Linked DNA regions of Homo sapiens: region 2 is linked to region 1. A link is a loop called in an ENCODE intact Hi-C map of the cell type or tissue named here. Cell type or tissue: prostate gland. All regions are shown on one strand. Each heading gives the region's core, and the rest is flanking DNA. Links, peaks and the distances in the headings are about the cores only. Region 1 overlaps ELP2 (elongator acetyltransferase complex subunit 2). Region 2 overlaps FHOD3 (formin homology 2 domain containing 3).

Region 1 (10,860 bases), core at 3,725-8,724:
TGGGCAGCACTAATAACAAGAGCTAGTTACAGGGCCTCACTGTGTGCCAGGCACTGCACTGTGTACACTCTTACCTGTCCTGGTCGTTCAATGATTAAATATGCAGATCTAGGAGGTGGCTCTTACAGATGGGGAAGCTGAGGCAGAGAGAGGCAGAATAACTTGCACACGGGCACACAGCTAGAAGACAAGCTAGCACCTGGGAAGTCAGTCTCCAGAGCCCAGGCAGGGAAGTGTGTTTTGCTAACTCTCTGGTGTGAGCCACCGTGGTTCCCAGGGCCTCAGTTTCCCCATCTAAGTTGAGAGGGGTGAGTTGGTCCTCCCAGCAGCTGTTCAGTGTGTCACTCCTCACCCATCCTTTTAAAGCCCTGCTTCCTGGTGAGAGTCTCCCCTAGGCCAGGGTTTCCAGGCATTCATTTGCATGAATCCCCTAGAGAGCCTATTCAAAGGCAGGTTCTGACTCTTTGAGGTTCTGTGTTTCTAAGTAGCCCAGGTGATGCTGATGCCCCATTCACGAATGGCACTCTGAGGAGGGAGGGCCTAGGTCATTTCCCTGGAAATGTAAGGAGAACCTCTCCTCAAGGAGTTCTACAGCCAACTAACAAACCACCAGTCCACAGGGGTGCTGCTTCAGACAAGCTCGCCTAGTGATGGATTGGAATAGGCCAAGTCAGTGCAGAACTCCTGAAGGTTATTAAAAATCACGGATCTACCATTAATCCAGAAATACTTTAAAGCAGTTGGCTATGCCCATCTAGGGCACTGTGTGCTTGGGAGGGTGGATGTGAAGATAGCACCTACAGCTGAGTAGGAAAATGAACCTACACTAGCCACAAGGCAATGTGGGCTGAGTGCCCAGGCAGCACTGGTTCAGGATGCAGGTATAGAATTGAAAGAGAGGAAGCGGCTACTTCCTAGCAAGATATCCAGGGAAGGTAGCCCAAAGGAGGAAGCCTTTGAAGTGGGCCATAGCAGTGAGCCAGTCAAGATGGGAGGAGGAGTAGGGAATGTGAGAAACACTGGGAGTCTTGGCCTCTAATTGGCACCCTTAGGTGCATTTCACCAAGATTCCCTGGGCCGCTCCTACCAGAAAGAGACTATCAGAAGTCAGATTGCTCGCTCTCACCCTGCCTTAAGCAGAACCTCTATCCCCACCAAGGAATGTCTGACCTGGGAGGAGGAGTGATCTCCTGGGCCCTGTGCTATAGGCTGCCATGGCCACTTCTCACCTGGTCCAGCTGCTGGCCTTGGAGCTTCCAAGCAACCTGAGCTGGTCCATGCTGAGTTCCCCAGAGGCCAGCTTCTGCACCTAAAGTTTACAGCTAGGTAGGAAAACAGCTCTTCCAACTCCCACTTGCAACCCTTTCTCACCTAAGAACTTGAAAAATTATGTGTCTATGAGCCAGTTGGGCAGACAGGTGAGATGCCCTCAATTTTGTACTTTAAATCTCTCCCCGTGTGAATCTTAGTCCCTGGTGCACCTCACTGAGCCTGATTCCTTACCTCCTGATGATGCTTCCCGAAATCCCCTTGCTCCCAGGTTAACAACTCCCACCCCCAGTGTCTCCTAGCAATGGGCTCCACTTGCAAGAATCTCTACTATATACAAAGCATTCATTCATGTATTCATTCATTCATTCATTCATTCACTCACTCAGCAGAAGATGAATGAGTGCTTGTCAGAGTTAGGCTTGGAGTTGGTGGTAGACAAACAAAGGAAAGGCAGGCTTTGGAACTAGAAAGTGCCCTATGAGTGATTTAGGTAGAACTATCCAATGGCCATGACCAGACTGGATGAGCCTGTGAGAATTGGGAGCAGGAAAACCAGCTATAACCTCTTGCAACTGTCCAGGCTTGAAACACTAGAAGATTCACTTGAAAATTACTAGTGCTTTTGGCAGGGGCATTTATTCAGTGTTCACTGGGCAGCTGTGCCCTGCTGCAAACATGGTAGGCACTGAGAAGACAACAGTCAGCAAGGCAGTCTCTGTGCCTGAGAGGCTCCTGGGATGAGGAAGGAGATAGGTTCATAGTCAGGTCACCCCTCCAGGCTGCAGAGCGCTAGAGAAAAGTCCTTCCCACAAAGGTCCAGGCTTGGGGTAAAGAGCCTCCCAGACCTGGGGCTGCTGGGAGACCTGCCCAGAGGGTCCTGGAGGAGGAGGTGGGGGAAGGAAGGCAGCATTCCATACTCAAAGGTCTAGAGCTGCAAAAAGGCTCAGAGAATTCCAGATGCAGGACTTTTAATGAAGCTGGAGCACAGACTGCAGCTCTGTGGGGATAAGTGTGATGGGGAGTGAGAGAAGTAAGAGGGGTCAGACTTTCTGGTACAGAGGAGAAAGCTGGCCTTGGTCTAAAAGGGACATGAACACCCTAGAGTCTCCTCCTGAGAGTGGCTGGATCGGGGTGTGCTTAGACCCCAGGCAGCAGTGGGGGAGGTGGGAGTGGGGAGGTTGCAGGCAGCCCTGCTGTCAGAGGCTGGGCAAAAGTCCTGGCGAAGAGCAGTGAGGGCCTGGTCTGAGGCCCAGATCGTGCAGAAGTGATGAAATTCAGGGATGAATGGGACGAAGGACTGGCCCAAGGTGACTTGGTGCTGTCAGATTGGGAGACTGAGTGGACAGAGGGAGTCTCAGGCATAGGGAGACAATATGGAACTCGGTCAGGACATCTCGGTGGAGATTCAGGGCTCAAAAGGGACAGAGTGTCTGGGGTTGGAGACTTGAGTCATGTGAGGGGCTTGTGGACAGGTCATCTCAGGAGCTCTGAAGTGTTTAGGGAAAGAGGCCAGAACCCTGGGGACAGTGGCACTTAAAGGGTCTCTGTCTCATGCCACAGGTGGGAAAGTTCAGTTAGAGAAGTGGGGACAGAGCCAGAAGAGAGCACCTTGGCAATATCTAAGGCCATAAGGCCTATTAGGACAAGGGTTAAACAATTAGGACAGATTGTTAAACTTGTTGGGTAGGTGGTATGCAGTGGCCTAAGCAGGAACAGCTCTATTATCCAGGTGGGGATGGCAGCTCCACTATAGTGGTCAAGTCCTAAATGGTGAGTAAGGGTAGAGGTTTTCCCACTGGTGAGCCCCCTGAAAACCTTGGCCTCCTAGTCTGGAAGATATTAGGTTGCTGCAAAAGTAATTGCGGCTTTTGCATCAAAATGGCAAAAACTGCAATTACTTTTGCACCAACCTACAGTTGGGGGCTGCAATTACGAGGAATCAAATTTCCCAACAAATATCAGGATAGGGATAGGTATGTCCAAGAAGGCTGAATTTGGTTTGGATAATGAAATTAACTTAAGTGTTTCCTACTAGAGTGAAATGCACACTTTTCCAAAAATGAGAGCTCACAGACCTGGATATCCTGGTACCTAGGAAGTCAGAAGAGGGCTGGCAAAGGAAGCAGTGAGACAGACATAGCATTGGAGCAAGTTTATCTCCAAAGACTGGCAGAGTGCCCTGGTAGAAACTGAGAGCAGTGGAAAGAAAGATCAGAAACCCCAGGAAGCTCCCTCCCCTAGAGTGACACAAGACCTTTCCTGTGAATAGAAATGAAAAGGGCAGTTCAACATCATGAAATGATTGGGAACAAGGCTCCATTATATCTAATGTTTGAAACAACCAAACCCACCAATACTAGGTAGACCACAGGACTGAGAGGGCAAAGGGCCCAGAGCAGCAATCTTCCTGGCGCTGTCTTCCTGGGGGCTCGGCTTCTCCCATGTTCATTCATGAGCAGGTCCACTGGGCCAGGCCAGCCCCTTCTTGGTCCCTTCTGTGCTAGCACCTCCCTCCTACTCTTTGCCCCCTACCCCTTTAACCACCAAGACAGGAATCTCAGATATTCTATTTACCGACTGGCAGATTACATTTGAGAATACTTCCTCCACCAGCCATCAGCATTATCAAACTCATTCATCCCTGAATTCAGCAAATATGTGGCAATACATATTTGCTGAATTCAGGGATGCTGTGGACAACAGGAAAACCATCTGATGCGCAGGTGTTTAGGCTTTAGCAGGTTCGTATAGGGGGCTTGCATTGGTTGCCCATCCTGTATCCATTGGCCCCTCTGATTTTGCTTTGGAGAACCACCCCACGTTAGAGCAGCTATGTGATCTCACTGGGACCTACTCTGCCTCTAGGCCAGCACAGGTGATCTCACAGCTTGTTACATCAGATGGGCAGGCCCAAGCCACTTAACATGCGGCTTTCCCCTGCCCACTGTGATTAGCTGAGGAATGGTCCAGTCAGAGTAAAGTTAGAGACTTAATGCTAAGAGTTATTTCCTTTGATACTAACAAGGAAAAAAGTAATGTAGGGGCTGTTTGCATTCCTCTTACGGCAATGAGGGAGAACGGCCTCAGGGGAAAGCTGCCATGTGGCCAGGCATGGTGGCCCACCCCTATAATCCCAGCACTTCGGGAGGCCAAGACAGGAGGATGGCTTGAGCCCAGGAGTTTGAGACCAGCTTGGGCAACATAGTAAGGCCCTGTCTCTATTAAAAATAATAACGGGCCAGGCCCAGTGGCTCATGCCTGTAATCCCAGCACTTCGGGAGGCCAAGACAGGAGGATGGCTTGAGCCCAGGAGTTTGAGACCAGCTTGGGCAACATAGTAAGGCCCTGCCTCTATTAAAAATAATAACGGGCCAGGCCCAGTGGCTCATGCCTGTAATCCCAGCACTTTGGGAAGCTGAGGTGGGTGGATCACCTGAGGTCAGGAGTTCAGGACTAGCCTGGCCAACATGGTGAAACCCCGTCTCTACTAAAAATACAAAAATTAGCCAGGAGTGTTGGCATGTGCCTGTAATCCCAGCTATTCAGGGGGCTGAGGCAGGAGAATCACTTGAACCCAGGAGTTGGAGGTTGCAGTGAGCCGAGATCACGCCACTGCACTCCAGCCTGGGCAACAAGAGTGAAACTCAGTCTCAAATAATAACAAAAGAAGAAGGCTGCCATGGAAAGGGCAGAGCTAAGCAAACTAGAGAAAGGAAGGCAGAGCCCATATCAAACTGCACCTGAAGCCTATCCCACCACTGAATTTTTCTCAGTCATATGAGCCAGTAATTCCTTTGTGTTTGAGATGAACTTCCTTACAATAGAAGGCATCTACCTGACACAGCATAAAACATACACAAAAATAGAAGATATAAGGTGACAAGTGCCATAAAACAAAACTGGAATAAAATACTCCGGAATTCAGAGGAAAAACAAAAAAGAATACTTGAGGGGTTTACCAAAGGCTCTATGGAGTTGACACGAGCAGAGCTTTATTTAATCATAATAGTACCAGATACAAATTACTGCTGTCTTATTTATATCCCAGGGACCAAACTAGTGTTTTTCATATATTGGCTCATTTAATTCTCAGAACAATCCTACACACTGGTTACTGTTGTTCTCCCTTTCTTCCAGAATGAAGCACCCCAGTTCTCTGCTGAGCACATGGGCATCTGCAATAAAGATTTAATTTCCCAGCTTCTCCTGAAGCTCGGTATGGCCACAACACTAAATTCTGCCCGAGGAGATTAAGCAAAATAGTATGGGACTTCCAAGAAATGTTTTTAAAGTCAGGGGCAGGCCTTTCTTCATGCCTTCTTCCTCTTTGCTGGCTGGAACGCAAAGACCATGGCAGGAGGCCAAGCAGCCATCCTGGAAGGTGAAAGCCTCATACTAAGGACGTCAGACAGCGAAATAAGAGCCTGGGTCCTTGACCCTGTAGACATCTCCCTCCCCATCCTGGTCTGTCTGCCTTGACTCCTTTCATATGAGAGAAATAAACTTTTAACTTGCGTAAACCAGAAAGAAAATTTTACAATTTTTTTTCACACACAGTTGAATGGAAGCCAGACTCATACACTAATCTCATCTCCACTTTTAGAGATGAGGGGAACAGCTTGCCCACAGTGACAGCCAGTGTGAGCTGGGTTTCTGTTGCCCAACTCATTGGGGTTCCAACCCTCACCTAGACTGCCCTATGAAATACCTAGAACTTGGTCAGGAGAAAAGATAAGAGGGGAAAATGTCAGCAAAAGCCAAAGACTAAGGGTAGCAGGGGCAGAAGTGAGAGTGGGAAGTGAAAGGTGATATAATTTCCCTATTCCACTGAGCAGGAAGAGGCTGCCTTTGCATCCCTCTGTGTCGGGAGACAGTCTGGGGACAGTCAGCAGGCACCTTGCTGCAGGAGAGCCCCTGCAAGAGCAGCCTTTGTGGAGCTGTCCCTTCCACCCCAGTAGGAGCTTCTCGGACACAGCATGGCCTCTCTCCTTCACTCTGGTGTCTTCACTCAGTACTGGGTCCCAGATTTTTTTTTTTTTTTTTTTTTTTTTTGAGATGGAGTCTCACTCTGTTGCCCAGGCTGGAGTGCAGTGGCTCGATCTCGGCCCACTGCAACCTCCTCCTCCTCCTGGGTTCAAGCGGTTCTCCTGCCTCAGCCTCTGGAACATCTGGGATTACAGGCGCCCACCACCATGCCCGACTAATTTTTTTTTTTTTTTTGTATTTTTAGTAGAGATGGGGTTTCACCATGTTGGCCAGGCTGGTCTCGAACTCCTGACCTCAAGTGATCCACCCGCCTCAGCCTCCCAAATTGCTGGGATTACAGGCATGAGCCACCACGCCCGGCCCGGGTCCCAGATCTCTGAGTCCACCAGAGTGGGGCTCAGAGTCCTCTATCCACCAACCACATGCAGCCATCCAACACGCTGTCTCTCTTCTGGCCTCAGCCTCATTGTCCTTGGAGTGCCAGTCTCTTGTTTAAGCATGGCAGAGCCTTAATACTGGACCATCCACTACATGCTAGAAGGGGAAGAACTCCTCACAATGTAACAATTTTTGTATTTAACTTATGGATATGCTCATTCTTTCTAAACAATTCTTATAAGGAAATTTTAAGTATATTAAAAAATTAGAATAGTATGACCACCCCAACACTGCCCAGCTTCATTAATAATCCACACATCTAAAACCCATCTAGTCCTTGACACACACACAATCATTATGAAACAACCCAAGACATAAATTGATTTCATCCATAAATACTGAAATTATGATTCAAGAGAACTTTTTTTTTTTTTTTCTTAAACCAAGGCTGAGGTGGGAGAACTGCTTGAGCCCAGGAGTTCAAGACCAGCTTAGGTAACACTGCAAAACCCAGTCTCTAGAGAAAAAAAAAACAAAACCAATCATAACCATAGCCCCACTGTCATATGTTTAAATGTTGTTTCCTTAATATCATCAAATATCCAGCCAGAGTTCAAATTTGCTTTGTCCCTTAAGCACATTTTTACAAGATTGATTGGCTAGTTCAGATCAAGAGGCAAACAAGGTTCATACATTGCACTGGATTCACACGTCTCAAGTATCTTTCAATCTCCAGGCTTCCCTTCCCTTCCCTTTTCCTCTTGTAATGTATTTGTTGAAGAATCTAGGTCCCTCTGTAGTCACTCCTCTCCCCATTCCCAGCCCCTGGTAACCACTTACCTGTTTTCTGACCCTATAATTTTGTAGGGCCCACTTTGTACTGATGTACTTCTGACTAGGTGTGTTTATGTTCAAGCATCAGAGCCAAGGCCCAAACCTCTACCCTGGCCCTCCTTCTGCTGTGGCCCAACTGTACCCAGAGCTGGGCTCTCCCGTCTCCCTGCCTGTTAATCCTAGAAGTGGGTGCCGAGGAGGGAGAAACAGGAAGGAGGGAGTTGGGGAGGGCAGCTTGTTACATGGACATCAGGGCTGTTCCCACTAGCAGCAACAGCTTTGTGTTAGCTTGGCTCCAATTTGAATGAAATATTCCAAGGCCATTTTCCCCAACACGTTGTTACCAAAAAAACTCCCAGCATGCAGAAAAGTTGAAAGAATTGTACAGTGAACACCCCTTAAGGAGTTTCTACCATTAACATTTTATTTAAAGGCTTTGGGACTCTGAAGTATAATGTTTGTGAAATGCTATGAGCCAGACCCTCCACACTGAAAATTCCCAGTGTAAATTAATTTGTTAAATGCTCTTAGAATTCCTGCAATAAAGAACACCTATCTAACCTTAGTTATCCCTGTGTTTCCCAAATATATCTTACTTTGGAGCACTTTTTTTTTAGTACCGATTTACATCCTGGGAAATGGTGTTTACCATGCTTTAAAAAAAACTGTGGTAAAATAAAGATAAGATTTACCATCTTAACCATTTTAGAGTGTACAGTTGAGTTGGCATACAGCATTCACATAACTTAACTGTGCAACCAATCCACAGGACTTTTTATCTTGCAAAACTGAAACACTATACCCATTAAACAACTCCTCATTTCCTCCTCCCCCAGTCCTTGGCAACTACCATTCTACTTGTTTCTATGCATTTGACTGCTCTAGATACTTCACATAAATGGAAGCATAGAGTATTTGTCTTCCAGTGACTGGCTTACTTCACTTAGCATCATGTCCTCAAGATTCATCCATGTTGCAGCACATGTCAGCGTATCTTCCTTTTAGAGGCTGAATAATATTCCACTGTATGAATATACCACATTTTGTTGATCATTCACCCACTGATGGGCACATATTGCTTCCATCTCTTAGCTACTGTGAATAATGGTGCCGTGAGTATGGGCATACAAAAACTACCACTAATATTTTACAGTGCTTGCTTCATATCTGTCCATGTGTCCGTCACTCCACCCATCATATTTTTTATGTATTTCATAAGTTACAGACCACAGTAACTTCCCTCAAACATGTCAGTATACATATCAATGACCAGCGTTCATTGTTTTTTTCCAAGTCATTTTGAACTGCCGTAGCAATGAGTAATATAGCCTCAAACGCACACATACACACACAACACGTGCGTCACTACAGAAAACTTTTCCTGGCAGACAGGAAAGGGCCCATTGTTGGTGATGTCATTTTAATTAAGATAAAACCACCACCACCATTTAGTAATAGCCTGGGGTAACAAGGGCTGCGTCACGGACTGCCACTTTTGCCATCCTGCTCAGAGCAGGGCCATGCCTAACCCGTATCTGGGGATTGCTTCAGATATTATGAATCGCTTCAATATTATGAATTACTACAATTCATAATAATTGCTTCAGATATTATGAATTACAATATGGTTCAAAGGTGCTTTAGCAGATGAAGACACAAATGTGTAAACACATATGAATTACAATGCAGACTGCCCAGATGTGTAGCAAGTCCTCTGAATGTTTACTAAACAGTAAGGTGATTCCAGAGGAAGATGCTTGAGGACAATTTGGGAAAACTGACAACTTGAAAACTCAGTCTCTCTAGGCAAGGCCTACTTGCAGATAACCTTGGGAGTTCTGTGCTGGGAGGAAAGCTAAAGGACTAAGTTAGGCCTCTGAATCTGCTCTGGAAGCCTGCATGCACTTGGGTCAGAACAAGCCCATGTGTCAATGTGGGTAAAGATTCCTCAGCTGATAAGCAGGAAAATGGGCAGGGCATTTTGGTCTTTGAGGTTCAAAGCTCAGATGCTCACTGCCTTGGTATACACGCACACACACCCCACCCCCCAGCTGACGGCACAAGAGTATACAGATGCAATAGTCTAAAGTACATTGTCCAAATATGGATGGCCATGAGCCACATGTGGCTATGAAGCACTTAAATGTGGCTAGTCTGAACTGAGATGGGCCCTATAAAATATTTCAGTAACAGGTTTTTATACTGATTATAGGTTGACATAATAATATTTTGGATATACCGTATTAAAGGAAATATGTCATTAAATTTCACCTGTTTCCTTTATTATGTGGCTACTTGAAAATTTTAAAATTACATATGTAGCTCACACTATAAAACACAGATTAGAAATATTGTATAGCACTGACCTAGAAACCTCCATTTAGGTAAAACATCTTAACCCCTTTGGAAGCAAAATATGTTAAATAACAGCATAAACTCCCACCAAGAAAATCCTCACCTTCCTCCTTTCAACACATTTATTATATACAGCTGTCACTGCATTGTCAATCTGCCAAATGGCTCTATGTTCCAACAGGGCTGGAGTAGTCCCCTGCTCACACCAGCCTTCACAATACTTCCCATGTCTTCCCTGTTAACCTCTCTCCACCCAGCACCCAGGCTCCCAACTCTCCTGGCTGCCTCCAGCCCTCAGCTGGCACCACTGACATGCTGTTTCCAGTACCCTTTTCTTCTTTCTGCATCCTCCCTGGGGGACATATATCCCTCATCTCGTGACTTCAGCTGTCACATAAATTCAAATGTTTCAGAACTCTATTTTTTACCTCCTACATCTGTCAGTTTAAATGTCAGGATATTTTACTTTCAGTAAAGCCCTAAAAAGACAAATCTATGTACTTTTAAAGAATAAAAGAAATGACTGGCTGCAGCTCAAACCTACAACTGCTTGCGAAACTCTACAATGTCTGGCAGATGCTAGAAAGAAGGGGATCAAGACAGAGCACACTTGGCGTGGTATGCTATCTATAGAAAATGTTAAAATAAAATTAAGTAATCTAGGTTTCCTCTCTTTATTTTCTACATCTACTCTCTGAAGAGGGCAATAAATAAGGAAATGTCCCAAAGAGGGACAAATTAAGTCCCAAAATAACACAAAATTGGGCAAATCCAGTCATGAAGAAAGAACAGAGGTTCTTAAATTGGGACACACAGAGGCAGGTCTGCAGGTCTAGGAATCTCTGAACATATGTGCAAAATTCTGGGTATGTGTGCATATGTTATATAACAAAGCGAAGGGTCCATATAGCTTTCATCGCATTTCAAAGGGTCTAGCACTGAAATAAGGACTACTGCTATGTGACTTAAAAAATGAAACTCAGGCTGGGCGCAGTGGCTCACGCCTGTAATCCCAGCACTTTGGGAGGCCGAGGC
Region 2 (16,841 bases), core at 6,001-11,000, 490 kb before region 1:
CAGGATCATTAGAAGCTTAAACCTCAGCATCATGAAAGATACCGATTAACAAACCAGCACATGTACCACCAAATCTAAAATTTTAAAAAAAGTGATTTTATAAAACTATTTTCTATTATACATGCACTAAAAATATTTTACTATATATCAGTCTCACAATACACTTCTTTAGAATAATTGAACAAGGCAATGAGATGACAGATGAGGACAAAAAAACTTGCAATGGGCTGAAATGTGAATAGAATTAAGGAAATTTCATTCTATGACATTCTATGTCAAGAAGCATCCAAGGACTCAGCATGGTCAAAGGACAGGCAGTGGTATTAGTAACATCACACAAGAGTCTGGACTGTTCACTGAAAATGTGTGTGAAAGCCTTGGAGAGAAACCACAGGGTGAGTATCACAGGAGATGTTAAATCAGAGAATGAGTGGGAGAAGAGAAAATCAAGTAACCGTATGACATATAAGGAAAGGGGTTAGCTATGTAAAGGAGTCTGATGGATCTCTGGAGAATAAAATCTGTTATGGACAATTGAGGCCTTCACTTATGGAAAAAAATCTCCAAAACAAAGAGAAAAATATTTATGAAATATATTTTGCCAATTTATTTATCCAAGGATATAGCTTGGGTAAAATCCTACCTGGATTCAGTGAAAAATATACCTGCAAGGTGGGGAACACAGATCTCAGTGCAGGAGAAAGATGTGACTTTCATATTACAGACTGCCATGAGTCCCACAGATGTTCTCCCTAGAAAAGGTGAGTCACCTATGGCTATCACTCATAGGTGGCAGGGAAAATGGAGGGAAGAAACCACCATCCCTGGCAGCTACAGGGAGGGAGTAACCAAATTCAATATTCCAGGCTCACTATGGAACTATTTCCATCAGCTCTGGACACTAAGGCATAGATAGAGTTTATTTATCTTCCTCATAAAATAAGTTCAGACAAACTTCTAACTTTTGTAAGCTATTATTATTTTGTGGGAATTCTTCCCTGCTGTATCCAGCCAAACCTAATCAACAATCAGAGTAAAGAGGTTTGTAATACCTCTTGCACAGTAATTGATAAAACTGTTATGCATATAATAGATTTGTTTAACCCAATTAATAAGTTTTATCTAATAGATTAACATGTATATAACCTGGTGCCCAAATGGGAGAAAACATATTCTTTCAAATATATAAGGACTACTCAAAAATTGACCATCAATTGTGTCACAAAGCTCAAGAATGAATGCCACAAACTGGTTTCACACGAGCTACCTTACTGATCATAATGCAACTGCATTGAAAATCAATAACAAGGAGATAAATTTGAAAAAAATCCATATAATTGGAAAAACTAAAACATGTCTAATAACTTAGGTCAGAAAAAAAAACATGGACAATTAGAATACATTTAAAGGGTACCATAATGAAAAAGCTGAATATGAAGTTTTGTAGAATACCTCTAAAGTAGTATTTAGAAGGAAATTTATTGTCTTAAGTATTTATATTAGAAGAAAAGAAAGAGTAAAAATTAATGAGTGATCAGCTCAACAATTGGAAAGGCAACAGTGGAATAAATTCAAAGAAGGCAAAAGGAAAAAAATAAAGAGCAAAGACTAATAAAATAGGAAAACGAAGGTGTATAGACAAAAATCAACAAAACTAAAAGCTGGTTTATAATTGTGAAAAACCTAATAGACAAGTTCCATCAAAATTATTCAAGAAAAAGGGCCATAAATGAGCATATTCAGGAATGACAGGTAAATACAATTATAGATATAGTGACCAAAAAACATTACAAAAATAAGGGGAAATTTTTATAATACACTTGAAAAATTAAAGAAATGGATGATTTTCTAAAAACATATAATTGACCAAATCTGATTGAGAAAGAAATAGAAATTTTGAATAGCCCTGTTAACAAAAGAAATTGAGTTAATTAATTACAAATATATTCACACCCATGAAAAAAAATCCACGAAAGTCAGATTTTTAATGTGATTTCTACTACTCAAGGAAGAGTTCAAGTTAGACATATGGAAAGTTTCAGACAACATAAAGAAGAAAAAATCTCCCACAACCCATTTTACATGATTCATATTACTCTGACACTAAAGCCAGATAAGAACAGTGTGAAGACGGCAACTTATATACTATTTGCAATTATGAACACCAACGCAAAAATCTGAAACAAAATCACATTGGGTTTGCCCAACAAATGTAAGGGTAATGTAAGATGACAGTATAAATGAATACAATTTACCACGTTAATAGTTTATTGGAGAAAAACCATGGCTACCTCTGCAAATGCAGAAAAAGCTTTAAATTCAACAACCATTTGTTTAAAAAAAAAAACCCTTTACTATGCTTAGTAATAGAAGAAAACTTTCTTAATCTGACAGTGGGTATTTGGCAAGGAAAATTTTAAAAACTAGAGTAAGTATCTTTTTTTCTTTCTTTCTTTCTTTCTTCTTTTTTTTTTTTTTTTTTTTTTTTGAGACAGGGTCTCATTGTCACTCAGGCCAGAATGATCATGGCTCACTGAATCCTTGACCTCCCGAGCTCAAGTGATTCTCCCACCTCAGCCTCCTGAATAGCTGGGACCACAGGCATGCACCATCATGCCCATTTAATTTTTGTGTTTTTTGTAGAGTTGGGGTTTTGCCATGTTGCTCAAGCTGGTCTCGAACTCTTGGGCTGAAGCAATCCTGCCTTGGCCTCCCAAAGTGCTGGGATTACAGGCATGAGCCACTATACCTGGCCAGTATCATTCTTAATGCTGAAATATTAAGAACAGTTTACTGTTAAAAATAATATAAGGATGTTTCCATCATTGCTTATATTTGACATTATTCTGGTGGTCCAAGCCAGAATACTAAGAAAAGTAAAAAGCATAAGGGAAGGAAAGAAATACAACATCACTATTTACAGATAATCTGACCATCTATAAAGATAATCCAAGAAAACCTATGTTATTTTATTAAGAGTCTAGCAAAGTTTCTATATATAAAACATAGAAATAGCAATTACATTTTTACATTAGCAACAATTTACCAAGTTAATCATAAGCTAACTATGAAATTACTTAACTAATAATATGAAAGACCTTTATAAAACCTTATTAAAAGACCCAAATGAAAGCTATATCACATTTATGTATTGAAAAAAATCAATGCAGTCAGGATGCCAATTCTTTTTTTCCAATTAATACAATTTCAAATCAATATCCCAAAAGGATTTTTCATGAAATTTTATGAGCTGAGTCCAAAATTTTTACACAGGACCTGAGGTTTTAAGGATAACCAAGACAATTTTGAGTAAGAACAAAGCAGAGCACTGGCCACATTCAATATGAAGCCCATTCTGAAACCACAATGATTGCCCGTCAAAGTGGTCTTGGTGCACAAATGAAAACATGGACGAATGGAGTGAGACAGTGAGCCATGACACAGACTCATACACAGATAGAATCCTGATTCATGTCAAATGTGTTATTACACATCTGTGGGGAAGTGATGGACTGTTTAACAAATGGTGCTGAGACAACTTTTAGCCATATAAAACAAAATACAGGCTGGGCATGGTGGCTCATGTCTGTAATCCCAGCACTTTGGGAGGCTGAGGCGGGATCACCTGCGGTCAGGAGTTTGAGACCAGCCTGACCAACGTGGAGAAGCCTGTCTCTACTAAAAATACAAAATTAGCTGGGCATGGTGGCGCATGCCTGTAATCCCAGCTACTGGCTGAGGCAGAAGGATCACTTGAACCTGGGAGGTGGAGGTTGCAGTGAGCATAGATTGCACCACTGCACTCCAGCCTGGGCAACAGAAGCAAAACTCCATCTAAAAAAAAAAAAAATACAACTAGTCCCACCTTATACCAAATATAAAAATAAATTCTAGATAGTTTAAGTGAAAAATGTAAAAGACAAAACTTTACAACATTGAGATCTCAAGATATGGAAGTTTTTTTAGACCAAAGAGCAACCAAAAAGGAAAGATTTGATAAATTTGCATATATTAAAATTTAAAATTTGTGCACATTGAAAGACTACATAAGAATAAAGAAGAGCAACAACCTGGGAGAAACTACTTGTAACATATATAAACTACAAAGGATTAGTATACATTGTACAAAAAGAACCCCTTCAAATCAGTAAGCAAAAGACAAACTACCCAGAGGAAAATGGGCAAAGGGTAATGAGCATTTTAAATGGCCAATACAGATATGAGTGATGCTCATCTTCACTAGAAATCAGGGAAAAGGAATGCAAGCAAAACCCACAGTGATATACTGTTTCACACCTATCAGATTATGGATTGACAAAAATTAATGTCTGATGACACTAACCCATTGGCACAGAATAACTCATACACTGCTTCTAGAAGTCGAAATTAATATAATCATTTTGGAAAAAAAAACACTTAATACATTTGAAGATGTATATATCCTAAAACCTAGCAATTCCACTTCTACGTTTATCTAGAAAGTAACTTTTGCATGCATAAAGAAGATAGACATGTATGGTAAATAATTCTATATGTTGCAGTGTTTTTATTGCTTGCTAGTGGTTAATTAGAATTATACAAATACCTACAAATAAACAAAATATAGTTTGTTTTTAGAAAGGAATACTCTACATCTGTGAAAATTAATAACTAGAATGATATGAACATAGGTAATTCCCCAAAGCAAAATATATAGATAGTGAAAAGTAGACTGAAGAAAAGAAACCATATTCTATCATTTCTATGAAGTTTAAATACATGTATGGCAAATCTACAAGCTAGTGATACATGTACATTTCATAAAAACAAAACCATATCTGAGAATAACAAACACCAAATTCAGTGTAGTGATCATCTCTGGGGAAGAAGGGAAATCAAAGGGATAAGGGTTTCAATGTTATATCTGATACTCTTTATTGCTCTATAACTTTCTAGATTTATCTAAAATTTTCTGTAAGTCCTGAATATATATTTTAAAGCCATTCTATTTCTCTTAAATAAATAAAAGTCCTTCTTAGGTGGATAATTAACTTGTATATCAAATATCTTTGAAACCCCAAGCTAACTGAACATCAATAGTTAGATCCAGTTCTAGAATTCAGAAACACAACCAAAAATAGGGTAGTTTATACAGGAGAATGATTTTAGGAGCCAAATAATGTCTTCTTAGCAGCTTACGTTTTGGGGTCAGATCCTATTTTCTCATTCATCTCTACCCTGGCACATAGAAGAGCCTCACTGTCTGATGAATCAACTAATGATTGAATAAACAGGATGCATGAAGTCAGAATAATATGTATATGCTAGTCTCCGTGCTCCCAGACCCCCAGCCTATTCTCTAAGGTATGATAAGGACCTACAGAGGAGTTTTTTGCACTAGACCCTTCCCACTGGCAACAGCTGAGTGAATGCAGGGTGGGTGCCTGCCCCAAAGGCACCCCATCAAAAGGCAGGCTATCCAGTGGCATAGGAGGCTCCTGGCACAGAAGGCTGAGTTAATCATAGTCATGTCTCAGGGCTGTGCACTGGGAGAGAGATTGTGCATTTGAGAGAAGCAAAAGCAAAAGGGCCTGGAGGTGGGGAGGCCCTTGGTGGCCCTGTATGAGACCAAAGTGTGAGAGGATAAAATAGAGAAGGAGCCAAAGTTGTAGGGAGAAAAAAAAAAAGATGCCAACTGTATGAAGAGAGAAAGGGGGTGGCAGCAGGAAGCAAAGGAACAGAGGAGACCACGTGGAAAGGGACTGAGACATGTGAGTGGCAGAGCATCAGAGGACACAGCTAAGAACTTGCATGGCCAGGGACACCCAGCTTACCCTGATTTCTGGTGCACGGAGGTGGCCATGGAGGGTGGGGACATGATTAGCCAGCCTTCCCTAGGTGTGCAGGAGGCCTGTCCTATGGCTGACAACCCAGTGTGCTGACAATCACGGCAGTTCTTCCCTAGCCTCCCATCGCTGGGAAGACACTGAGCTCAAAGGGCCCTAAGATTCCAGGGAAAGGAAATACAGGACAACAAAAAGTAGTATTGGCATTCAAAAATCCCCAGAAGTAACAGTACATTTCAAGTTCAATTTTTTGAGGAAAAAAATGTTACTGGAAGAGTCAAATCCAGAGCAGTGTGCATCATAGAGTATTCTCAAGTCTTCCTCTTCTTTGCATAAGAGTTTGTGACATCTTATCCCAGAACTTACTCCCAGGGGCACGTGCTTGCATGTGACAGCTTTACATGTTTGTCTTCATGTGAAGTCTCGGAGCTGCCCCAAGATGCTCCCCTCACTGTCTCAGTTAGCGTTATTTGTATTCATATTCTCCTAGCCAAGTGACAGGGGTTCCAGGAACTTCAGCTCTCACTTAGCAAGTCACTGAAACTAGAAAAAGTTTTACTGACCTCCATTTTAAGAATGCAAGAAGAACCACAAAGGGAATTTAAAGTCCAACCAGACACCTAGTTGCTGAATAAATGCATCAAAATTGACAAGCAGCTTCACCAGTGAACAGGAAGAGCCATGGGAGGCTGAAACAAGAAGACTGCTCAAGGCCAGGAGTTCAAGGCCACAGTGAGCTATGATCACGCCACTGCATTCCAGCCTGGGTGACAGAGCAAGACCCTGTCTCTCAAAAAAATAAAAATAAATTTTTAAAAGAAGGGCCTCAAGCCTGTCACAAAATTGAGGGTGGAAGAGGATCTGCATCCCCTGGTATATAAATGTGGATTCAACCCTCAGCACTGTTTTCTAGTCATGAGGCTGTCACTGCACTGAGGCTGTGACAGAAAACACAGGTGCATCGTAAGTCAGGTGAACTTGAAAGCCAAGGCTTCAGTGTCACCAAAACTCAGGGCTCATTGTTCAGATTTCAGCACAGAAGCAATAGAAAGTTCCCTAAACCCAGTATCAGAATTTTTGACTTTCCTTCCTTTTGAAAATATACTCTGAAATCACAGTGGAAATCAATGGCAGACTGAAATTTTAGATCCAAATATTAGTTTAACACATATGTGAGGTGGAGAGGTAAAGTAAATGACTTACATTGTTTTTCTCATAGGAATTCAGCATTTCCATTATCCAAACTTGAATAATAAAAGAATTTGTTTCAGAAAGAACCAAAATATATATATCAGAGGGATATACATATCCCTCATATATGTGTTAAACTAATATTTAATATATATCCCTCTGACATATGTATCTCAGAGAGGGATTTCTGTCCGTGAAGCAATGGAATGGAAAGGGAGCAGGATGCAACAGAAGAAAGGGGTCCTAAGGCAGCTGTGGCTACTCACTCCCCACCTGACCTTGGGTTAGCTTCAGGAATGCCCTGCAGTTCCCTCCTTCCCGCTGAGTGTGGAGGACAGATCGAGGAACCCCTGTCCAGATCCCAGGCTAAGTTCACCCATAGTCTCCAGCCATTTCTTTGTGCCTCTCCCTCTGCCTGCTCTCTGGGAGTGTTCACTACTGTCAGGGACCCAGAAAACCTACTAAGTGGTGATTAGGAATACTTTACTCAGGTTCCCACTTTTTTTGAGAGGGAGAGGTAAAGTAAATGGCTTACATTGTTTTTTCTCATAGGAATTCAACATTATTTCCATTATACAAACTTGAATAATAAAAGGGCTGGTTTCAGAAAGAACCAAAATTACATACTTGATCATGAGAATAACTTCTTAGATTCGGAAATAAACAGTTCATTTGTTCCATAACACAATGGGGTTTTTTAATGCATAAACAGTAACCTCTCCTTTTTCTGACTTCTTGCCTTTTTAACAGAAAAGTGATTTGCCAGAAGAACGATACAAGACAACTAGCCCAATCTCCATCTTAGGTAGTTTGGAATGTCTCTTGGCTCTTAACAGAACAAACCCACTGCCCAGGCTGAGCAAAGACAACACAGACAGATGATCAAAAGCTGAGGGGGAGATTTTCTGTCAATGACAGTCTTTCTTTTTCGATGATGAGTTGGCACTTTGTTTATCTAATTACCTGCAAATAGACTAAACATAAAACAGGAAATCTTTATAAAGATAAGGCTAAGACAAATAGGAGAGATTAAAATATACTAGATTTTTCAGTTGCACTAAGCCCAGAAGAAAAGGATTAAAAAAAGAGGAAGTACACTAGTTTCACTTTTAAAACACTTAAGAACCATTCAAAATATAATTTAAGTCTGCCAGATAGCCTGCAATTACTTTTTGAACAAAGTGAGTAACTTTAAACTCAACAGTCAGCGGGTCACTCTTCTATTTGTTTATTGCACAATAAATCTTTAGCAGACGCACAGTTTCTTATAAAAATAGACACAGAATATTGCAGCAACTCCTTTAAAGAAAAAGCAGTCTCTCTCCATCCCCTTCAATCTAGGCTGAACGTGTGATTGGCTTTGGCCAATGTAGCAATCAGAAATATGATTCGATTCAAGCAGAGGCTTGAAAAGTATCTGCACGCCGGGGCTTGCTCCCATGTTGCCCTTGGGAACCCTACACCACTGCCATTTGAACAAGTCTGGGCGAGGTGGCTGGGCCGTGAGGCATGGTGCCAAGCTGCCCCATCAAGTCAGCTGATAGCCAGACAATTGCTAGATATCAAATGAGATGATCAACGACCGGCTGACTGCAAACACAAGTTAACCCGGCTCAGACCAGAGTAATTTTTCAAGGTGAGCCTGGCCAAAATTACCAACCCATAAGATCATGAGGTAAATGCATGGTTGTTGTTTTAAACCACCATGTTTTGGTGGTTTCTTATGTAGTTAAAAGCTGACTGAAACAGGATGGGTTTTGAAAATATTTTCTCTATTTCTGTCTGAGGAAGTTGGCACTTCATTGGCGGACTCCAATAAAATCTGAAATGTTGAAGCAATTAAAGTTATCTTACAATATGACCTATTAGCAAAACTCATATACCACTGTCCCCTAAAATGTCCCCTAAGATGGCCTCCATGCCAATCAAGCCACTCACCATCTTGCTTCCCAAAGAAGTCTAGTTCCTTTGCCTAGTGGTATCTCACTTCCTCTCTACCCAAGTTCTTCAAGACACCTCCCTTGATGACCACAGTGGACACTGCTCTTTATTTCTCCAGACTCCTGGATGTGTCCTTTCGGCACATCGTCACAAATGATTGGTTCGTTCCTTCACTGTTTTGTGAATGAACATTGTTTCTGGCACGGCTTACTCCCTTGTTGCCTTTGGGAACACATCAGAAGCAGTCCCTGTCGCCTGCTTCTCCTCCTTCCCCCACAGCAACTGTGTCTGAGTGCCATCAATACACACTGACTGAATTTTGTTGTCTACTTCAGTGATATGAGCAATGCCACAAAAACACATGTTGTAGCAAGTGGACAAATTTATGGACAATGAAACCTATCACTTTCGTGTTGCTTTTTTCTTTTGTCTCTCTTTACAGAAATTAGCTTTTCTAATAAAAGTTTCCCATAAAGTAAAAGTTGGCACACTGAACTCATCCAACTTTCTACATCTAACTGGAGTCTATTTCAGTGGTGAAAAAAGGAAAGCTCTTGGACTTCCATTTTCAGTCCATTTGGAGTAACAGGAACCAGATTTACCTGTACCTGAAACAACTAAAAACCAGAAAAAATCTATGAAACAGCAGCACTGAAGAAACTGGCCATCAGATGGTGAAGGCCAGTGATTCCTGAGAGATGAAAAGCAAAGGAGGTGTTCCTCATGATTGCCCTAGCTTACTGATTGGAGAACATTTGCAGGCTGTGGTGCATAAAGGGAAAACCCAGGCAGAGCCTGGAAGTCTCCCTGAGTAGAGGAGACAAAGCTGGGAGTCTAGAGAGGCCAATGGGGATAACACTGGCAGGGTAACATACCAGAAAGGGTCTATACAGAGAGAGAGAGACCTCTGTACATCTGCAGAAGGTTTCCCTCAAGTAACTAGGTGAGGATTGTTCAGCATATGCATGTAAAAAGTAATCTGTGGCCAGTGAAAGAACTATCCAAATGAATTAGAGCAAACAGTGTCTGGAAATTATATAAGGCAGAGAGTACTGCCTGTTCCCAACAGTTACAGAGAAAAACTTCATAATTCAGAGGGAACTGGTTAAAGTTTTAACAAGTGTCTTGCCTCAGTAGTGGAAATATATTGGACTAAACATAGCTCTGGTCCTGCCTAACAAAGCTAATTATGCAAGACCTGCAAGGATCAAACTGTTTCTGAGTTAAGCCCATCCCAGAACAAAGCTCAAAAATATTTATAAGAACACAAACACATCCAGCACCCAGCAAGATAAAATTTACAAAATATGACATCCAATAAGAAATGACCAAGCATGCAAAGAAGTACAAAAATACAAGCCATAATCAGAAGAAAAAAAGTAAATTATTTGAAACCAATCCAGAAATGACACAGATGATAGAATTAGTTGGGGAGAATGATAAAACAGTTATGACTATAGTCCACATATTCAAGAAGCTAGAGAAAATATTTAACATGTTAAAATATGAAAGGTATTAAGAAAGAGACCACTTGAAACAGTAGATTGTCACCACAGAAGAAAAATAATTAGCGAACTTGAAGACACAGCAACATAATTATTCAAAATGAAACACATTCAAAATGAAGCAAAATGAAAAAAATCAACAGACCACCAGTGAACTTTGTGGAAACTTCAAATGACCCAATATACATGCTATTAGAGTTATCAAAAGAAAGGGGAGGTAAAAAGTACCAAACATTTTTAAAGAAATAAGCACTAAGATTTTTCGCAATTTGATGAAAACTGTAAACACACAGATTCAAGAATCTCAAGTCCCAAGCGTAAGAAACATGAAAAAACTACACCAAGGCATATCAAAATCAAACTGCTAAAAACCAATGACAGAGTTAACCTTAAAAGCAGCCAAAGGAAAAAAATGATATGTTACATGCAGAGGTATAAAAATAAAAACAGAAGATTTATCATCAAAAACAATGTAAAGTAGAACAAAGTGGTGCAACATCTTTAGAGTACTGAAAGAAAAAAAAACGCTATCAACTTATAATTCTTTACCTAGCAATAACTGTCTTTCAAAAATTAAGGTGAAATATTTTTTCCAGACATATAAAAACAGGAATAATTCATTATCTAGACCTGCACTAAAAGAAATGTTGGCAGAAGATAAATAATACCACATGGCCATCTTGATTTACACAAAAATAAAAAAGAATTAGAAAAGATAATGACACAGGTAAATATAAGCCTTATTTTATTATTTAAATATATTTAAAAGATAATCAATTGTTTACAGCAGACATAATAACAATGTATTGTGGAGTTTACAACATTTTAAAGGTAAAATCCATGATCACCGTAGCATAAAGGCTGGAAGAAAAAAAATGAAAGTGTGTTGTTGCAGGGTTGTTATGCTATGCATGAAATACATACTATCACTTAAAGGTAGACTATGATAAATTAAAATGTATACTATAAACCCCAATGCAATCACTAAAATAATACACTTATTGCTAATAAGGCAACAAAAGAGAGAAAATGAACTAATCAAGAATATGCAACCCCCCAAAAGGAAGAAAGAATAAAAAGGTGGAACAAATAAAAAATATAAACTCAAACAAATCAATAATCACATTAAATGGTTTAAACACTCCAATTAAAAGGTAGAGATTATCAGACTGGATTAAAAAAAAGATTCAACACTATATTGCCTACAAGAAACATAAAACCTAATTTATGTTCAAATAATAAAAAAGATATACCATATTAATACTATTTTTTTTAAAGCTGAGGCTATATTAATACCAGATAAAGTAGACCTAAGAATCAAGTATGTTACCAGGTATAAAGGTCATTTCAAATGAAAGGAGTCAAGCCATCAGTAGGATATAACAATTGTAAATATTTATGCACCTAATAAAAGAGCTTCAAGATACGAGGGAAAACTAATAGAACAGCAACATATTTTTAAAAATCAAAATTATAGAATGCAGTTTATTACTCTCTCAGTAACAGAACAAGACAGACAAGCACTAAGGATACGGAATACTAGAACAATACCATCAACCAAATAGACATCTACAGAACATTTTACCCCAAAACATCAGGATACATATTCTTTTCAAGTTTACACAGTATATTTGCCACAGTTGATCCTATTCTGGGCTGTAAAACAAATATCAATAAATTTAAAAGTATCCAAGTCATACAACATATGTTCTCTGACCGCAATTTTATTAAATTAGAAATCAGTAACAGAAAGATAGTTGGAATATCCACAAATACTTATAAGCTAAATAAATACTTTAAAATAACCCATGGGGTAAAGACTTTTTAAAAATTGACAGAGAACTTAAGAAGCATATTAAGAGAAGATAAAAACACAACATATTAAACTTTGTGGAATGCAGCAAAAGCAATACTTAGAGGAAAATTTGTAACACTGAATGCCTATATTAGAAAAGATAAAAAGTCTCAAATCAATGACCTCATCTCCTAACTGAAAAAAAGAGCAAATTTTACACAAAGTGAGCAGAAGCAAGAAAATAAAACAAACAGAAAAACAGTATAAAAATTAAATGAAACCAAAAACTGGTTCTTTGTGGTCAAAAAAAAATTGATAAATCTCTAGCCAGACTGATTGGAAAGAAGAGAGAGAAGACACAAATTACCAATATTAAGAATGAGAAATACGATCACTGCAGATTTTACAGATACTAAAAAAAATAATAAGGGACTATTCTGAACAATTACATTCCAATAACTTTGACAACTTAGATGAAATGGAAGAATTTCTTGAAAGACAAATCTACTAAAACTCACTCAAGAGGAAATGGATGATCTGATAAGAATATAAGATAAATATCTATTAGAGGCATTGAATTTGTGGTTTTAAACTTTCCCTTGAAGAAAGCTCCAGTCTTAGATGTCCTCATGGTGAATTCTATGAAATATTTAAGGAAGAGCTAGTACTAATTCTACGCAGCCTCTTCTAGAAAGCTAAAGAGGAAGGAGTATGTTTCCCCTCATTTTATGAGCATTACTCATGTACAGCCATTGTGGAAGACAGGCAATTTCTTAAAAGCTAAACATCCACCTGCCATAAAACTTGGCAATTCTACTTTTAGTAACAACCATGCACTACTTAACATTTCAGTCAACAATGTTCTACAAGATAGTGGTTCCATAGATTACAATGAAGCTGAAAATGTACTATCACCTAGTGATGTTATAGCCATCATAACATTGTAGCACAACTACTTTTCTTTTTTAATAACGTTAGTGTAGCCTCAGTACACAGTGTTTATAAAGTCTACAGTGATGTACAGTAATGTCCTAGGCATGAACAGTAATGTTCATGCTTTCAATTCTGTAAGCTCCATTCATGGTGAGTACCCCACATAGATGTACCATTTTTTTCTCTTTAATACTGTATTTTTACCATACCTTTTCTATGTTTAGATACGGAAATACTTCTCACTGTGTTACAACTGCCTACAGTATTTGGTACAGTTACACGCTGCAAGGTTTGCAGTCTAGGAGTAACAGGCTATACCATATAGCCTAGGAGGACATCTGGGACTGGAGCTTTCTTCATGGGAAAGTTTACAACTACAAATTCAATGTCTCTATCTTTGTTTATCTTATATTAATTCATACAGATTATTTCATCTTCTGTGAGTTTTGGTAGTTTTTGTCTTTCAAGAAATTCTTCCATTTCATCTAAGTTGTCAAAGTTATTGGAATATAATTGTTCAGAATAGTCCCTTATTATTTTTGTATAGCAAAATTGCCCAACACTGCTTTTCTCAGAACATAGCCCCATCATTAAGTGACGAATGACTATATTTACCCAAGAGAAATGAAAGCACATGTACATACAAAGACAACCCAAGTGTCTATCAACAGGTAAACAGATAAATTATGGTTTATGTACACAATGGAATACTACTCAATCAAAAGAAATTGAAACACACAACAACATGAAGGAATATCAAAACAATTATACTAACTGAAAGAAGTCAACTCCCCTCAAAGAGTATATACTGCCTGATTACACTTATATAAAATGCTAAAAACACACATGCAAATGAATCTACAATGAAGAAGCAGATCAGTGGTTGCTTAGGGATGGGGAAGGGCAGCAATAATCACAAAGAGGCAGCAGAAGATTTTTGGGGTGATGGATATGCACATTATCTCCATTGTGGTCAGGGTTTCACTGTTGTACACATACGCCAAAACTTATGTGCTGTTTCTTGCGTGTCAATTTTACTGCAAAAGCTGTTTTAAAAAAATATCCCTTGGTAAGTTCAAGTTAAGTAAAATCTTATTTGCGAAAGATGCAAACCTTCGATGTTTCCTATTTAAAAAGTAAATTATCATCTCTGGTAAAATATTAACAAAAGCAAAAACTAAGTTCATAAAATATCTGATACTTGAAATTAGCACTTAATTCACAAGTAGATAATTTGATATGAAGACTTAGAGGTCAAAAATAATAATAAAATGGCATTGAAATGATGCTGAGCAATGAGATCGTCCTCACAACCTGGCTATGAAATTGAGGATCACCCTGTCTAATGATACAGGACAAGAGGTAACTCTAAGTTATGCCCAGTTGTAAAAGGCATTTGCTTGCCCTGAAAAAAGAAAAATTAAGAATCTTCCTTCATAGCTTCAGGGTCATATCCTAGCTCTCATGATGAAACCAGCAAGCCCCAGAGGCATCTCCAAGAAACAGGCAGCTTTTCTCATCACCACTGCTACAATCCTGAAGACAGCCATCATCAGAGACTGGATGTGGATTTCAGTCTCCCTCTTGCTTTCTATTCTCCAGCCTGTTGCACACACTGCTTCAGTGCAGATCTGAGCTCCTTGGCCATGGGAAGGAATAGCAGGGCTCACGCAGTGTGCTGTGGAGACTGGTCCCACATGGAGTCTCACATTACTGTGCTGGCTCATATCTAGAGCATGAAGCCATTCCTCCAGGCCCTGGCTGTTGTCATGCTTCAGCCTGTCCACTGGCCCCTTTGTAGGCCCTGACTTTGGCATACAGCAGTTCTTGCCAGTTCTCTCATTCCCTCTTAATTTCCACCCTCCATCTAAGACCAAGTGAGTCCTCCGGCCCAAAGGAGGTCAGTCCTCTCCTGTCACAGCCCCAAGTCCACCTGTTTGGCTTCACAATTTGCCAATCTCCTGGAAGCTTCCCAAAGCGCTGACTGCCACCAGCATCTCCTGTGTTACGTGGCTCCCAGGCCTTGCTGGCCAGGACCAAGGCACATTCTTCCTTCCCATCTCCTCTCTGCTTCTTCACTCCAGGCCAACTCACTCTTCTTTTGCACACTTGCCTCTTCTCTAAATGCTAAATTGATTCCAAATGGTCTCCCATCTTTCCCAGATTTGCAAAACCCTGTTTTGAAGAAAGATATGGACTCGCTCCATTTTCTTATCCCCCTCTTAACCTCCCTGCCCCCCCACCAGGCCAATCTCAGAGCAAATAGCAATTTGCCTTACATTAGTGACTCAGTTTCCCAGACCTTTTGCCAGGGGTATCCCCCACAACAACAGAGCACCTGTGCTAGGCCCCCAGTTTGATTGCCTCTCTCTTTTCAGCTCTCCTATGAAGGTTCATTTTCTTCGCAGCATTCACTGCAGTGGAAACTCTTTATTTGCAGATGATTTGCTCATCTTCTGCTTCTGCCACTGAAGTGTAAGCCCTGTGAAGTCAGGGACTGTGTCTGATTCAATCGATACACTCAATAAGTACTTGTTGAATGAAATATATGAGTATGTAAGACTTGTGTATCCTACATACATAATTTCCAAAATTAACTGGAAACTCAGTATCCTTCCATTATAACAATAAAACTTATTTAGTCCTCATTACTGGGCTTTGAGGGAAGGAATGGGGAAAGAGATAGGAAAACAAACATTCAGTGATCTAGCAATATACATTTTCTTTTTTGAGACAGGGTCTCACTCTGTCACCCAGGCTGGAATGCAGTGGCATGACCTTAGCTCACAGCAGCTGCCAACTCCTGGGCTCAAGTGATCCTCCTGCCTCTGCCTCCTGAGTAGCTGCAACCATGGGCATAAGCCACCACACCTGGGGTCTCTTTGTTGCCTGGGCTGGTCTCAAGCAATCCTTCCACCTCAGCCTCCCAAAGTGCTGGGATTATAGGCATGAGCTACTGCGCCCAGCCCAGTAATACATTTTTCTGAAGGAGAAATCTCAATCTCAATCTCTCTCTCTCTCTCTCTCTCTCTCTCTCTCTCTCTCACATACACACACACCCCTTTTTGCTCTGTGATCTTTGTACAATAATGGTACAAAACTAATGTAGCAAGTGACAACTGGAAACCATGGCAAAGATGGGAGTAGGAATGGTGGGAAAAAGTCAAGTCAGATCTAAAACATGTGTGGGAGAAAGAATCTCCAGTACCTGCTGAGGACCCACAGTCCCACAGCACAGCACAGCCCAGGTTCCCTAGGGCCCACAGTCACTTTGTGAACCTACCATTAGCGAGCCAGACCCCACTCTGAACTTACTGCATCAACAGAACCAGTGCTTCTCTTGCGTGCTTTGGATGTAACGCAATCAATTAATAAGGACCACATTTAGCCTTACAGGGACTCTTATTGTTTGTAACAAGACTGCTGTCAGGAACTAGTGGCAGGCAAGTGGGAAGACTGCTTCTGCGCAGTCCAAGGAGAACACAGCATCTTTGAATGGTGGGGAATCAGACCACATTTGTACTGCTTGTTTCCTACTGGCATTTGTGGACTGGGTGCCATTAACTGTGTCACATAGAAAAACAATGTCCTTTATCCCATTATTTTACATTCTATTTGGGATTTTCTCAGAGAAGTTTGTTTTTTAAAAAT

Evidence for each region. Hi-C counts contacts between places; a loop is a spot of excess contacts. Peaks named below come from ENCODE experiments on the same cell type or tissue, not always from the same donor. Only the 100,000 strongest peaks of a DNase experiment are listed, where the experiment ranks them.
Region 2: a loop joins it to region 1, with 2.5 times the contacts of the local background. A loop is called at or near these places in 1 of 110 quality-filtered maps.

The regions. Positions count from the first base shown.
Region 1 is chr18:36,174,940-36,185,799 of GRCh38, reverse strand. ELP2 (elongator acetyltransferase complex subunit 2) reads right to left here. Exons shown (of 22, transcript NM_018255.4): 22 at 5,243-10,860. COSMOC (cell fate and sterol metabolism associated divergent transcript of MOCOS) reads left to right here. Exons shown (of 2, transcript NR_134605.1): 2 at 5,410-5,799. Among named protein-coding and RNA genes, the nearest start is that of COSMOC, 7.1 kb to the left of the region's middle. RefSeq lists an enhancer at 1-81. In prostate gland, for the core only: no CTCF peak of the experiment used is centred there; a DNase peak (open chromatin) is centred at 5,629; H3K27ac peaks cover 1,432 bases.
Region 2 is chr18:36,664,172-36,681,012 of GRCh38, reverse strand. All of the region lies in intron 14 of FHOD3 (formin homology 2 domain containing 3), which reads right to left. Among named protein-coding and RNA genes, the nearest start is that of TPGS2, 160 kb to the left of the region's middle. RefSeq lists a silencer at 6,495-6,721. In prostate gland, for the core only: no CTCF peak of the experiment used is centred there; a DNase peak (open chromatin) is centred at 8,462; H3K27ac peaks cover 2,810 bases.